2 separate regions of the Homo sapiens genome follow, and region 2 is linked to region 1. A link is a loop called in an ENCODE intact Hi-C map of the cell type or tissue named here. Cell type or tissue: PC-9. All regions are shown on one strand.

Evidence for each region. A loop is a pair of places that touch in the nucleus more often than their neighbours do. Peaks named below come from ENCODE experiments on the same cell type or tissue, not always from the same donor. Only the 100,000 strongest peaks of a DNase experiment are listed, where the experiment ranks them.
Region 2: a loop joins it to region 1, with 5 times the contacts of the local background. A loop is called at or near these places in 3 of 110 quality-filtered maps.

The regions. Positions count from the first base shown.
Region 1 is chr16:21,574,121-21,582,120 of GRCh38, reverse strand. No RefSeq gene overlaps it. Among named protein-coding and RNA genes, the nearest start is that of METTL9, 21 kb to the left of the region's middle. In PC-9, no CTCF peak of the experiment used is centred here; no DNase peak of the experiment used is centred here.
Region 2 is chr16:22,634,152-22,642,151 of GRCh38, reverse strand. No RefSeq gene overlaps it. Among named protein-coding and RNA genes, the nearest start is that of LINC02890, 25 kb to the right of the region's middle. RefSeq lists enhancers at 5,965-6,520, 6,521-7,077. In PC-9, no CTCF peak of the experiment used is centred here; a DNase peak (open chromatin) is centred at 3,541.

The DNA.
Region 1 (8,000 bases):
CCTGCCTCAGCCTCCCTAGTAGCTGGGACTACAGGCATGCGCCACCAGGCCTGGCTAATTTTTGTATTTTGAGTAGAGACAGGGTTTCACCGTGTTGGCCAGGCTGATCTCAAATGGGAATACAGGCGTGAGCCACCACGCCCGGCCATAAGTTTTTGTTTCTCTTGGGAAAAAAGCTAGCAGTGGGATTTCTGGATCATATGTCAGCTGTATATTTAACTTTAAAAGAAACTGCCAAACTGTTTTTTAAAGTAGATGTATCATTTTAATTCCTACCAAGAATGTATGAGAGTTCTGGATGCTCCACATCCTTTGTCAGCACTTGGTATTCAGTTTTTATTTTAGCTATTCTAATTGTTATGTACGGGTGACTCATTAGGGCTTTAATTTACATTTTCCTAATGACCAATAATGTTGAGCATCTTTTCATGGACTTACTTTCCATTTGTATATCTTCTTTGGTGAAGTGTCTGTTCAAATCTTTGCCCATTTTTATTTTGTTTTTTCAAGTCATCCATGGAATACAAACTGTATTAGTTGGGTCTCACACTGCTATGAAGAAATACCCGAGACTGGGTCACTTATAAAGGAAAAAGTTTAATTGACTCACAGTTCCACATTGCTGGGGAGGCCTTAGGAAACTTACAATCATGGCAGAAGGCAAAGGAGAAGTAGGCACCTTCTTCACAGGGCAGCAGGATGGAGTGAGTGCAAGCACAGGGAATGCCAGATGGTTATAAAACCAGCGGATCTCCTGAGACTCACTCACTATCATGAGAACCGTATAGGGGAAACTGTCCTCATGATCCAAATACCTCCACCTAGTCTGCCCTTGACACATGGGGATTATGGGGATTACAATTCAAGATGAGATTTGGGTAGGGAAACAAAGCCTAATTACAAACTTTGCCTTTATTTTTATTATTATTATTTTTTTGACTAGATCTTCCTCTGTCACCCAGGCTGGAGTTCTGTGACATGATCATCATAGCTCACTGCAACCTTGAACTCCTGGGCTCAGGTAGTCCTCCCACTTCAGCGTCCTGAGTCACTGGGATTACAGGTGTATGCCACAATACCTAGCTAATTGTTAATTTTTTGTAGAGATGATGTCTCCCTACATTGCCCAGGCTGGTCTTGAACTCTGAGCCTCAAGTGATCCTCCCACCTCAGCCTCCCAAAGTACTGGGACTACAGGCAAGAGCCACTGTGCCCAGACCACCATTTTTTAAGTTAGGTTGATTGTCATTTTATAATTGAATTGTGACAGTTCTTCACATATTCTACATAGAAGTTTTTATCGAATAGGCATTTTGTTTTGTAAATATTTTCTTCCAGTCTGTGGTTCACATTTTTCATTTTCTTAACCATGTCTCTCAAAGATCAGAGGTTTTAAATTTTGAAATCAAACTTACTAATTTTTTCACTTATGATTTGCAATTGGGTATCATATTTAAGAAAATTTTCTCATTCCAGAGTCACAAAGATTTTTTCCTATGTTTTATTCTAAAAGATGTATGGTTTTAAATATTACATTTAGGTCTAAAATCCATTGGTGCAAGGTATGGGTTGAGATTCATTTTTGTTCTTTTCTTGGAGCAGGGACTAAGTCTCTCTCTGTGGCCCAGGCCGGGGTGCAGTGGGATGATCTCGGCTCACTGCAGCCTTAGTCTCCTAGGTTCAAGCAATTCTGCCTCAGCCTCCTGAGTAGCTGGGACTACAGGCGTGCACCAACACTCCCTGCTAATTTTTTTGTATTTTTAGTAGAGACAGAGTTTCACCATGTTGGCCAGGCTGGTCTTGAGCCACTGGTCTCAGATGATCTGCCCACCTCGGCCTCCCAAAGTGTTGGGATTACAGGTATGAGCCACCGCGCCTGGCCAGAGGCAAGGAGTTTGAGACCAGCCTGGGCAACATAGTGAGACTCCATTTCTACAAAAAAAAAATTTTTTTTTAATTAGCTGGGCATGGTGGCATGCACCTGTAATCCCAGCTACTCACGAGGCTGAGGTGGGAGGATTACTTGAGCCCAGGAGATTGAGGCTGCAGTGAGCTATGATTGCACCACTGCATTCCAGCCTGAGTAGCAGAGCAAGATACTGTCTCGGCAGGCAGATCACCTGAGGTAGGGAGTTCGAGACCAGCCTGATCAATATAGAGAAACCCCATCTCTACTAAAAATACAAATTAGCTGGGTGTGGTGGCACATGCCTATAATCCCAGCTACTTGGGAGGCTGAGGCAGGAGAATCACTCGAACCCGGGAGGCAGAGGTTGCAGTGAGCCGAGATCACGCCATTGCACGACAATTGCCCAGACAGACATTGCCTGTGCAACAAGAGCAAAACTCCGTCTCAAATAAATAAATAACGAATATAAATTTCCAGTTGTTCATTCCCAGTATATAGAAATACAATTGATTTTTATATATTGACCTTGTATCTTGTGACTTTGCTAAACATTTCCTAATAGAGTTTTATTTCTTCCTTTCCAATTTGTATGCCTTTAATCTATTTTTCTTGTCTTATTTTACTGGCTAGGATCTCCAGTATAATTTGTAATAGAAGTAGAAAAAACAAACATCCTTGCCTTTTTCCCAATCTTAGGACAGAAGCATTCAGTAATATCACCTCTGCAGGATATCAGCCACACATTTTTTCGTAGAGGACTTTGTCAGGTTGAGGAATTGCACTTCTACTCTTAGTGGGCTGACAGTTTTTAGCGTGAGTGGATGTTGCATTTCATCAAATGCTTTTCCTACATCACGTAAGATGGTCATGGGGCTTTTATTCTTTTTCTGTTGATATGGTAAATTACACTGATTGATTTCAACATTGAGTGTTGAATCAACACTGCATTCCACAATTAGCCCCATTTAGTTGTATTTATTTTCCTTTTCATATTAGCTAGATTAGATTTGCTGATATTCTGTTGAAGACTTTTGTATCTATATTCATGAAGAATACTGGTCTATGTTTTCTTATGTCTTTGATTAAAGTATCAGGGTAATACTGATAAGATGAACTAGGAAGTGTTCTCTTCAATCTTCTGAAAGAGTTTGTGTTAAATTGGTATTATTTCTTTCTTAAATATTTGGTAGAATTTACCAGTAAAACCATCTGGGTCTGGAGTTTTCTTGGAAAAGATCTAAGTTGTCAGATTTATTGATATAAAGATTTCATAATATTTCCGTATTATCCTTTATATATCTGCAGAATCTGGACTGATGCCTTGTTTTTCATTTCTGATACTGGAAATTCATGTCTTCTTTTTTTCTTGACTAGTCTAGCAAGACGTTTATCGCTTTTATTGGTGTTTTCAAAGAAACAGTTTTGGCATAATTGATTTTGTTTTTTAAATGTTATTGGTTTCTGATCTTATTATTTCCTCCTTCTGTTTAAATTGGGTTTGATTTGCTCTTTTTCTCATTTTTCTAACTTCTTAATAAAAGCACAGATCATTGATTTGAGCCCCTTTCTTCTTGTTTTGCTTCTTCTTTTTCTTTTTTCACACAGGGTCTTGCCTGTCACCTAGGCTGCAATGCAGTGGCATGATCACAGCTCACTGCAGCCTTGACCTTCCCGGGCTCAGGTGGTCCTCCCACCTCAGTCTCCCAAGTAGCTGAGACTACAGGCACACACCGCCATGTCCGGCTAATTTTTGTATTTTTTGTAGAGATGTGGTTTCGCCATGTTTCCCAAGCTGGTCTCAAACTCCTGGGCTCAAGTGATCCTCCTGCCTCGGCCTCCCAAAGTGCTAGGATTACAGGCATGAGCCACTGCACCTGGCCAAGACCCTTTTCTAATATTAGCATTTTATGCCAAACATTTCCCTCTGTGCACTGTTTTTGTTACATCCCATGAATTTTGAACAGAAGTTTTTACTTCTGTTCAATTCAAAACATTTTCTAATTTCCTTTGTGAGTTCCTCTTTGATTTATGAGTTATTTCTAAGTGTATATTAAAACTTCTAGATATTTGAGAATTTCCCAAGTATATTTCTTATTGGTTTCTAATTCAATTCCATCGTGATCAAAGGAGATACTTTATATGGTTACTATTCTTTTACATTTGTTATGGTTTGCTTTATTTCCCAGAAGATGGTCTATCTTGGTAAATGTTCCATTTGACTGAAAAAGAACATGTATTCTCTTGTGGTTGGGCAGTGTGTTCTATAAATGTCAATTGGTCCAAGTTTTGTTAGAGTATTGCTTACATCTTCTATATACTTATTGGTTTTCTCTCTACTTGTTCCGTTGATTTATTTTTTTGTTTGTTTGATTTTGGTGTTTTGTCTTTGTGGGGTTTTTTCTTTTTTTTTTTTTGAGACAGGGTCTTGCTCTGTTGCCCAGGTTGGAGTGCAGTGACATGATCACTGCTTACTGCAGCCTCAACCTCCTGGGCTCAAATGATTCTCTTGCCTCAGCCTCCCAAGTAGCTGGGACTATAGGCACATGCCACCATGTCTGACTAATTTGTTGTTGCTGTTGTTGTTGTTTTTAGTAGAGACAGGATCTCACTATGTTGCCCTAGCTGGTCTCTAACTCTTGAGCTCACACTATCATCCCACCTCGGCCTCCCAAAGTGCTGGGATTACAGATGTGAGCCACCCTGCCCAGTGTTTTCTGTTAATTTCTAAAAGAGAAGTATTGAAATCTCCACCTGTAATTGTGGATTTGTCTATTTCTCCATTCTCTTCTATCAGCTTTTGCTTCATGAATTTTGAAGCTCTGTTGTTATGCACATACATGTTTAGGATTATTTTATCTTCTTGATTAATTGACCCATTTTTCATAATATGGTCTTCCTCTTTATCATTGATAACATTCCTTCTTCTGAAGTCTACTTTGTCTACTATGAATACAGTTACTGCAACTTTGCTTAGTGCGTTTGCCTGTTTTTTGTTTGTTTCTGTTTTTGTTTTTTTTAGACAGAGTGTCGCTCTGTCGCTAGGCTGGAGTGCAATGGCATGATCTCGGCTCGCTGCAACCTCTGCCTCCCAGGTCCAAGAGATTCTCCCACCTCAGCCTCTGGAGTAGCTGGGACTATAGGCGCCTGCCACAGTGCCCAGCTAATTTTTGTATTTTTATTAGAGAGGGGGTTTCACCAATTGGCCAGGCTGGTCTCAAACTCCTGACCTTGTGATAGGCCCGCCTCGGCTTCCCAAAGTGCTGGGATTACAGGCGTGAGCCACCGTGCCCGACCTTGCCTGTTATTTTTTTAAAGTCTTTTCACTTTTTTTTTTTTTTGAGACTGAGTCTCACTCTATTGCCCAGGCTGGAGTTCAGTGGCGCAATCTCGGCTCACTGCACCTCTGCCTCCCAGGTTCAAGCAATTCTCCTGCCTCAGCCTCCCAAGTAGCTGGGATTACAGCAGCCTGCTATCATACCCGGCTAGTTTTTGTATTTTTAGTAGAGATGAGGTTTTACCATGTTGGCCAGGCTGGTCTCAAACTCCTGACCTCAAGTGATCTGCCCACCTCGGCCTCCCAAAGTGCTGGGATTGCAGGCATTAGCCACTGGACCCAACCTAAGTCTTTTTACTTTTAACATGTCTATATCTTTATTTATTTATTTATTTATTTATTTATTTATTTATTTATTTTCCTTTTGGGAGAACAGGGTCCTGCTATGTTGCCCAGGCAGGTCTCCAACCCCTGGGCTCAAGTAATCCTCTCACCTCCGCCTCCCTAAGTGCTGGGATTACAGGTATGAGCCACTGTGCCTGATAACATGTCTATATTTTTCTTTTTTTTTTCTTTTTTCTTTTTTTTTTTGAGATGGAGTCTTGCTCTGTCACCCAGGCTGGAGTGCAGTGGCACACTCTTGGTTTACTGCAACTTCTACCTCCTGGGTTGAAACAACTCTCCTGCCTCAGCCTCCCAAGTAGCTGGTACTACAGGTGCCTGCCACCACCCCTGGCTAATTTTTGTATTTTTAGTAGAGATGGGGGTTTCACTATGTTGGCCAGGCTGGTCTGGAACTCCTGACCTCAAATGATTCACCCACCTTGGCTTCCCAAAGTGCTGGGATTACAGGCGTGAGATATCACGCCCAGCCAACATGTCTATATCTTTTTTTTTTTTTTTTTTGAGACGGAGTCTTGCTCTGTTACCCTGGCTAGAGTGCAGTGGTGCGATCTTGGCTCATTGCACCCGCCGCCTCCCGGGTCCAAGTGATTCTCCTGCTTCAGCCTCCCAAGTAGCTGAGATTACAGGCACCCGCCACAACACCTGGCTAATGTTTGTATTTTTTTAAATAGAGATGAGGTTTCACCATATAGGTCAGGCTGATCTTGAACTCCTGACCTCAAGTGATCCACCCGCCTCGGCCTCCCAAAGTGCTGGGATTATAGACAGGCATGAGCCACTGTGCCTGGCCTATTTATGCTCTTAAAGGTTATTAATATCTGATATATATATGTTGACGTGCAGTGGTGTGATCACAGCTCACTGCAACTTTGAACTCCTGACTCAAGCAATCCTCCTGCCTCAGCCTCCCAAGTAGCTGGGCCTACAGATGCATGCCACCACACCCCGCTAATTTTTATTTATGTATTTATTTGTAGAGTTCTCACTACGCTGCCCAGGCTGGTCTTGAACTCCTTGATTACAAGCATGAGCCACCATGCCCAGCCTGGTGGAAATATTTTATAATGGTATGTGACTGTTCATCAATTTCCAAATTTGTGTTCAGTGATATCACATTGATATCTTGAAACTGGCCATGGTAGAAGTATTTATACAATGGAAATCAGTATAAATTATTGTGTTGGTTTATTAATTGACTGAACAAGGGGGTCAGCAAACCTTTTCTATAAAGAGCCAGATAATATTTTAGGCTTTGTGAGCCATGTACAGTCTCTGCTTCTTTGGTGGTTAGATCTCAGGCTGTACAAAAAAACAGGCCATGGGTTGGATTTGGCCCACAGGCTATAGTTTGCCTACCCCGGGTCTAGACTTAAGAAAGTAGTAAAAAAGATGCTTGTAAAGACTGAACCCAAAACTGTCATTTCTTTAGCCATTACACTGCAAATGCACAACTAATTAAGGAAATATTCTTCCCAGTATTCAAAACCTATCATTTAATTCAGCAAAGAAGTTGCTCACATCACTAGTGACCAAGTGAAGTTCTGAAGTGGGTCTTCATTGTTTCACTTTTGTCTTACTCATTAAGATAAACAAAAATATAAAACAACATTTAGGTTGGAACTACACTCCTTGGTCAATGACAGGAGTAACTTGAATAGTAATCAAGCATTTATTCAGTCTGGATTTTGTGACTCTGTTGATTCGTAAAATTTATAGTAAGTTACATATGTATAGAATGCATAATATTTTTTTTTCGAAGAGTCAGTTTTAAGCATTTCCAGCACACCAATGTCTACACATGTCCATCTGAGCTGATGATCACTCTTGGCTAAGAAAATCTGAACAGGCACAGAGAATCTGAATCAGTTAGATGAAGGTGGGCGACTGAACTCGTGTGTTGGTGGGGTGGGGGAAGGGGCCAGGTGCAGTGGCTCATGCCTGTAATCCCAACACTTTGGGAGGGTGAGGTGGGTGGATCATTCGAGGCCAGGAGTTCGAGACCAGCCTGGCCAGCATGGTGAAGCCCCATCTCTACTAAAGATACAAAAGAATTAGCTGGATGTGGTCAATTGCACACATGTATCCCAGCTACTTGGGAGGCTAAGGTGGGAGAATGGCTTGAACCCAGGAGGCAGAGGTTGCATTGAGCCTAGATTATGCCACTTCATCCAGCCTGGGCAATAGAGTGAGACTCTATCAAAAAAAAAAAAAAAGAAAAAAAAATGGGAGAAGAAGAAAAAGAGAGACAGAGAAATGAAGCAGAGGTGTCAGAAACAGCAAAAGTCACCTCAGTCCCTGCTTTCCCACTCCAGTCTTTGTATAGCTTAACCATGATTTCCTGTTCCTGGATGCCTATGAGTTTGCCTACTATATACTTCCAAAAAACCTCTTTAAAATCACTGAAATTGAATT
Region 2 (8,000 bases), 1.1 Mb before region 1:
TGGTAGATCTAAACCAGCATGGGGTCTCCTGGAGTAAGTGATATCTGAGCTAAGAAATGAAGCAGTTGTTAGCTGGATGGTAGGGGGGACAGACGAATCATTCCAGGCAGAAGGAATAATGTGAGAAAAGGCCCTGAGTCAGGATAGAGTATGTCAGCTTTGAATAAGAGAAAGAACTATAGAACAAGGAAGAGAGTGATGTAAGATAAAGCAAAGATACTGGATCATATTGGGCCTGACAGGTCATCTCAGGGAGTCCATATTTATCCTGAAGGCAGGGGAAAGCCATTAAATGATCTAAGCAAAGGAGTGACTGGATCTATTTGCATTCTTAAAGATAATTCTAATGGCTGTGTGGGAAGAAATAAGAGAACAAGGAGGAAGTAAATTGCAGTCCTTTGCAATTGTCCAGATGAAAGCTGGCCATTTCCAGTGGCTAAACCATTGGAAATGAAATGGATGGTATCTAGGCATGTTTTTGGTAAGTGCAACAAAACCTGGTGAGAGACTGCATGAGGCCAGAGACATACAGGCAGCCAACAAGCATATGAAGGTAGAGAAGTTAGCATGGAAGCTGATTTAACCTTTTAAGGACAATGGTGTCATTTTGAGATAGGGAAAACTGAAGGAGGGGTAGGTTTGATGAGTAAGGGTGATGAATTCATTTCTAGACATGCTGAATTTGAGATGACTGCAAGGCACTCAAGAGGATATGTCCAGAAAGAAAATTCAGCCAGCCTCCTATATTTGTTCTGACTCTCCTTATGTAAAGAAGAAACAGCCAGGAAAGAAAAGCTTCTATCTTGTGAGTCTTGTTTGATTCGTGCCCCTGCTGTTGCTGACAAAAACCATGCTGATACATTTCATATTCAGGGATGTGTCAGAACCCATTGTGTAGCACCTTGGACAGCTCTCCCAGTGGCCCTTTTGACAAATCTAGGTTTAAATCAGCCTCCTATGTATCTTGCCTTCTGTCCTATCCCTCACTGCCCCACTGACCTCCTCAAATGCTACACTACAAGAGAACTGGCTGAAAAATTATTCATGCTCAACAGATCCTTCCAAAGGCTGAAGTTCATTCAGGAAGTCAAGATTAGAGTGAGCCCTGCAGAATATAGGGTGAGAGAAACTGGGAAAATGGCGTGGGGAGATAATGGAAAGAAGGGTAGCTTCAGGAGAGGACTCACTTTTTTAAACTTTTATTTTAGGTTCGGGGTACATGTGCAGGCTTGTTATACAGGTAAACTTGTGTCATAGGGGGTTGATGTACAGATGATTTCATCACGCAGGTACCAAGCCCAGTACCCAATAGTTATTTTTTTCTGATCCTGTCCCTCCCCTCACTCTCCACCTTCTGATAAGCCCCAGTGTGTGTTGTTCCCCTCTGTGTCCACGTGATCTCATCAACTTAGCTCCCACTTATAAGTGAGAATATGCGGTATTTGGTTTTTTGTTCCCACATTAGTTTGCTAAGAATGATGGCCTCTAGCTCCATCCATGTTCCTGTAAAGAATATGACTTCATTCTTTTTTATGGCTGTGTAGCATTCCATTGTGTATATGTACCACATTTTCTTCATCCGGTCTACCATTGGCGGGCATTTAGGTTAAATGTATGTCTTTCCTATTGTGAACAGTGCTGCAGTGAACATATGCATGCATGTGTCTTTGCAATGGAATGATTTATATTTCTTTGGGTATATACCCAGTAATGGGATTGCTGGGTTGAATGACAGTTTTGTTTTTAGCTCTTTGAGGAATAGCCATACTGCTTTCCACAATGGTTAATTTACACTCCCACCAACAGTGTATAAGTGTTCCCTTTTCTCCACAACCTTGCCGGCACCTGTTATTTTTTTACTTTTTAATATAGCCATTAGCCATTCAGGGTTGGGCACAGTGGCTCATGCCTGTAATCCCAGCATGGGAGGCCAAGGCAGGCAGATTTGAGGTCAGGAGTTCGAGACCAACCTGGTCAACATGGTGAAACCCCATCTCTACTAAAAAAATTACAAAATTTAGCTGGACGTGGTGGCACACACCTGTAGTCCCAGCTACTCAGGAGGCTGAAGCAAGAGAATCGGTTGAACCTGGAAGGCAGAGTTTGCAGTGAGCTGAGATCGTGCCACTGCACTCCAGCCTAGGTGACAGAGTGAGACTCTGTCTCAAAAAATAATAATAATAATAGCCTTTCTGACAGATGTGAGATGATATTTCATTGTGGTTTTGATTTGCATTTCTCTAATCATCAGTGATATTGAGCTCTTTTCATATGCTTGTTGGCTGCATGTATGTCTTTTTGTGAAAATGTTCATGAGGAGAGGACTCAATGTAGTTTCAGAAACACCGAAGAACTGTGTACACTTAAAAATGCAGCCTGAGTGTAAGGATGTAGCTTGGTAGTGCACAAAAACACTGCAATAACAGTATTGGTTTAGGTCCAAAACTTCTAATTAGGTGATAAAAGAAAGAGCAAGAGAAAAAGATAATTCTTTATGTGCTCACATAGCATCATACTCACAATATACTCTGTTTTGAGAGGGAAGGGAAGGACAGCTTGTAGTATAGAATGTACAGTATAATCTTGTTTATGTTTGCATAGAAAACTTTTCAAAGTCTGGAAAAATATACCCTAAACTGTTAATGGTAGGCATCTCTGAGAGGAGGGATCATAGTGAGATTTTACTTTCTCACCAGTATTTTCATTTTTTATAATTATTCTGTCTTAGTCTGTTTGGCTGCTGTAACAAAAATATCACAAACTGGGTGGCTTATAAACAGCAAACATTCCATGTCTCACAGTTCTAGAGGCTGAGAAGTCCAATATCACTGCCAGATTCAGTGCCTAGTGAGGTCCCATTCCTCACTGAGAGCAACTTTTAGCTGAGGTTTTGGCCTTCATGACCTAATCACCTACTGAAGGCCCCACTATTAATACCATCACACTGGGTTTAGGTTCCAACTTAGGAATTTGGGGAGACACCAATAATCAGACCATAGCAGATTCTATATTGGGTTGACATGTGGCTAATATGCAGTATGTTTCACCAGCTGTGTGGGTATTTAAAATAATAAAATGCTTCTGTACTAGCTGGAGAAAGCCACTGTCCCAAGCCCCACAAGAACTCTCCCCAATCCACTCACGATCCAGCAGGTGAAGGGTTAACACCAAGTACATCCGGGAGCTTCCAGATTCCCTAATATAATTCTAAGGGCAGGGTCCATTCAGCTTGATCTGTTTACAGGCTGGGAAAATTGTTAATTTTTAAAATATCGTCTTTTTCCCCTCCCCAAAAAAGTGGTGATTTTTTTTTTTTTTTTAAACCTCATGTTGGCTCCAATCAGAATTGCATAATGACGCTCCTGCTGGAAGAATTTTAGAACATCGGTTCGCAATTTTTATTGCGGTCATGACTCACATGTCAAATGACTTTTACATAAAGGACTCACTCTCATAGGCTTACCCAAATTTTAAAAATGATTCTGGTTTGCATTTCGCCCAGATGCAAGCTGCTGAATTGGGATTGCTACCCAAGACTCTCCCTGATGTCATGTCATGCACCTGAGTGTGCTCATTGTTTTCTGCAGGCCTGTGTCAGCTCCCTTCCTCCCACTTATTTCATACTTAGCCTCTGTTGCTTAATATTTCTTGTTATTATGTTCTGTCACCCTGACTGCTTTGTAAGCACTGTGAAGACATACAGTTGGGCAACTTTTTTTTTTTTTTTGGCCTCACTGTACCTAACCTACTGACTGGTTTGTAGTAGACCTTCAAGGATATTTATTGGCTGGTTCACATCTATAATCCCAGCACTTTGGGAGGCCGAGGTGGGAGAATTGCTTGAGCCCAGGAGTTTGAGACTAGCCTGGATGACATAGGGAGACCCTGTCTCTAAAAAAAAAAAAAAAAAAAATACAAAAAGTTAGCTGTGCATTGTGGCATGCAGCTGTGATCCCAGTTACTTAGGAGGCTGAGGTGGGAGGATCATCTGAGCCTGGAGGTCGAGGCTGCAGTGAGCTATGATCGCGCCACTGCATTCTGGCCCTATTTACTGCTATTGATACATGTTATTTGCAAAGGGATCCTCCTCCCTGGTTACTACCACAATTGTCACTGCATGGTTAGTGCTTGGACAATACAGAGCCTATTACTGGAGGCTTGAACAGGACTGGGGTGAGAAATACTCTCCCATCTTAAGGGGCAGAAATTATTTGTCTGCCTGTTTGTCACAATGGGCATGGCTTTTACAGACCTCTCTCATCCTTAATATTTTTATCTACTCTTTTCTGATAACAAATATTATTCCCTTTTCACCTAGAATGTTTGTCACAGGACAAAAACTCTTTACCCATCCCATATGCTTCGTGCCAGACATTAGAAACCATCTTTGCTCTTAGCAGCTTCCCTGTGTCAGGAAGCCAAAGTGCCTCCAGCCAGATGAAAGTCTTCAGTATCCTGATGATTGGTCAGTGTATGGTTAATGAGGGTGATCCAAACCAACGTCATAAGAAAATCCCTCCAATTCCAGTGGTTTTGCTTATTTCTCATGCACATAAAGCACAGTGGGGGTGTATCTGATCAACAGGCAACTTTCTTCCACACAGTGATTCAGGGACCCAGGCTCTTTCCATCTTACAGTTCCACTTTTCCCTAAAGCTTTGGGATTATCTGCACTCCGCTGGCAGAGAAGGAAAGAGAAATAAAGAAGGAAAGAGGGTACCCACTTCTTAAAAAAAAAAAATCCTGACCTAACACATGGACGTAAAGATGGGAACAACAGACATTGGGGAATACAAAATGGAGGAGGGGCGAAGTGGGGCAAGATTTGAAAAACTACCTATTGGGTACTATCCTCACTACCTGGGTGACAGACTCATTTGTACTCCAAACTTCAGCATCACACAATACACTTTTACAATAAACCTGCACATGTACCTCTAAAATAAAAGTTGGGGGGAAAAAAAAGAAGAGAAACTCTCACAAAACATAAATAAATAAGTAAAGCTAACCCAGAGGTAACACACATCACTTCTGCTCGTGTTCCTGTGATGAGAACTAATCACATGACTCCCTGCTGATGTGAGGGAAACTGGGAAATGGCATTGCTGGCCTAGAAGTTGCCTCACAGCAACCACTTCATGCTGTAGAAAGGGGATCAGGAATTTTTCGTGGATAGCTAGTCATCTGCCACAGCCAATGAATTGCAAAGGACTCAGATGATCTTCTACTTAGAATTAGAAAATCATCTAATGAGACTCTTAAGAAATCTCCAGGCCAGGCGCCATGGCTCACACCTGTAATCCAAGCACTGTGGGAGGCCGAGGCAGGTGGATCACTTGAAGTTAGGAGTTCAAGGCCAGCCTGGGCAACATGGTGAATCCTGCCTCAACTAAAAATATGAAAATTAGCCGGGCGTGGTGGTGCATGCCTGTAGTCCCAGCTACTCAGGAGGCTGAGGCAGGAGAATTGCTTGAACCTGGGAGGTGGAGGTTGCAGTGAGCTGAGATTGTGCCACTGCACTCCTGCCTGGGTGACAGAGTGAGACTCTGTCTCAAAAAAGAAAAAAAAACACAACATTTTCAGATGTATTTATTTTAATAGACAGGATCTCACTCTGTCACCCAGGCTGGAGTGCAATGGTGGGATCAGAGCTCACTGCAGCCTTGAACTCCTGGGCTCAATCAATCCACCTCCTTTAGTCTCCCAACTAGCTGGGACTACAGACGGGTGCCACTATGCCTAGCTATTTTTTTTCTTTTAGAGAGTTCAGGTCTTGCTATGTTGCCCAGGCTAGTCTCAAGCTCCTGGCCTCAAGCATTCCTCCTGCCTTGGCCTCCCAAAGTGCTGGGATTACAGGTGTGAGCCACCACATCCAGCCTATTCTTTCCAAGTCTCTTAACACTCCTGTTCCCTGTCACAGGATATAGGTTTTTATGCCAATGGGTAAAGACTTCGAACTGGGAGGGGATTATGCAGTGTGACAAGGTTATAACCTACATAAACCTTTAAATTAGGCTTTAAGCGTGGTCTGCTGCCATAAAGCTTGTGGGCATCGGGAAGCCAAGAAAGCATCCTACTATTCTTTGACTGAAATTAATCTCCATTCTCTATGTGACTGCTCTTCACCGGGGCATCGTGGTGCTATGATCAGCCACACTTCCTGTCCTTGAAGTCCGAATCAAGCCTGTGAAGGAAGCCTGGAGTAAACTCCCAGGACACATGTCTAATACAGCTATTTTCTTTTTTAAAATATAAGCAACTGCTATGGTTCCATAATGAACATTTTTATTTTTAAAGTACTTTATTTCATAGGGAAGAAATGTAATGCATTCTTTTCCCCCAAAATAATAAAGAAAATTGCTACTGGGAAAGGTTTGGCATTTGAAACCTAGTGGGAGATTTCTCCAGCAGATGGTTTAGTGGCAAAAAGCTTTTAAGAATTTCTGACTGCTAGAGAAAAAGGGAGAGGGAAGGTGGGGGTTGGGGGGAGATTGATTTGATGTGATAAAGAAAAGATGTATCCAAAGAAAGCAATTCTTATTCAAGTTCTGATGACTCAAATGATCCATAGACTAGATCACAGATTCCAAAGCCTGACTGTGCATCAGAATAGCACGGGAAGCTCGTTTAAAATACCAATGGAATCAGAATATCTGTGGGTGGTGACCAGACATGCATATGTTTTCAAGCTCCATAGGTGATTCTGTTGAAATGCAGTGGCCTATCTCTTTGTTTAATTCTGATGGTAGCTACAGAGCTAGGCAGTACTATTAGCTTAGCAAATATTTTGTACTCTTAACCACTTGGCTAGCATTTGCTGTATACCCAAGCCCACCAGCAGCAGGCTCTTTACTGGGTCTCTCATCTTTTTACAAAAAGCATTTGGATGATATACTTGAGAACCCCATGGATGAGGATGCCAATGCATTTGATTATTTCATTTGGAAGCAAGGGAGGCAAAATTCACAGCCAATCCACCCAGCACTCTCTGCAGAGAATCACAGCTATGTTACAGCAAATAGCTCTGTTGAATACCTTTGGCTGCATCCCCTGGGAAGGCAGGATGGTGTCCTGGGAGGAGCAGAGACTGTAGCAGATTGGCTTTAACTCCCAGCACTGCTGCCTGCTAGCTGGGGGCCCAGGATATGTTCTTTCAACCCTGTTTGTTGTTTGTAAAACTGGAAAGAATTCTACTGACCCCACAGTAATATAAGTTTCAAATGGGGCTGGGCACAGTGGCTCATGCCTGCAATCCCAGCACTTTGGGAGGTCAAGGTGGGTGGATCACCTGAGGTCAGGAGTTCAAGACCAGCCTAGCCAACATGGTGAAACCCCATTGCTACTAAAAATAAATAAAATAAAATAAAAAAAAAAAACAGCTGGGCATGGTGGCCAGGACCTGTAATCTCAGCTACTCAGAAGGCTGAGGCAGGAGAATCACTTGAACCTGGGAGGCATGGGTTGCAGTGAGCCAAGATCACGTCATTGCACTCCAGCCTGGGCAACAAGAGCAAGACTCCATCCAAAAAAAAAAGAGTTTCAAATGGGGAAAATGTAAGAAAAGCATCTGGGGAAGAACTGCCATGGAGTAGGAACTTTATAAATGGTACTCAACTCACTACATTTCTTTTAACCTCCTTACCCCTGGAAAGAGGAGAACCAATTAGCAACAGCTAAGAAAAGACATTCACGTTTTCCCAATACTCCTGAATTTTCTACAGAAGTGTTATCCAGGATAGAATTTGGAGACAGACGTCCTTCTCTATTTTCCTTTATGGAAGTTGGCTACCACTGTATAGACACTTACCTCCAGTCCCAGGTGTGACCCAAACCAGAAAGCCTCTCCTAAAACATGGGACCAATCCTGGGAAATGCCAGATATGGCTTTTGTAACTTAGGTAATAGAAATGATCTCTGTGAGTCCCACATGATCAAATACAAAATTATACAGGATTCAAATTAATCACATGGACAGGCATAAAACACCAGACTCTAAATAT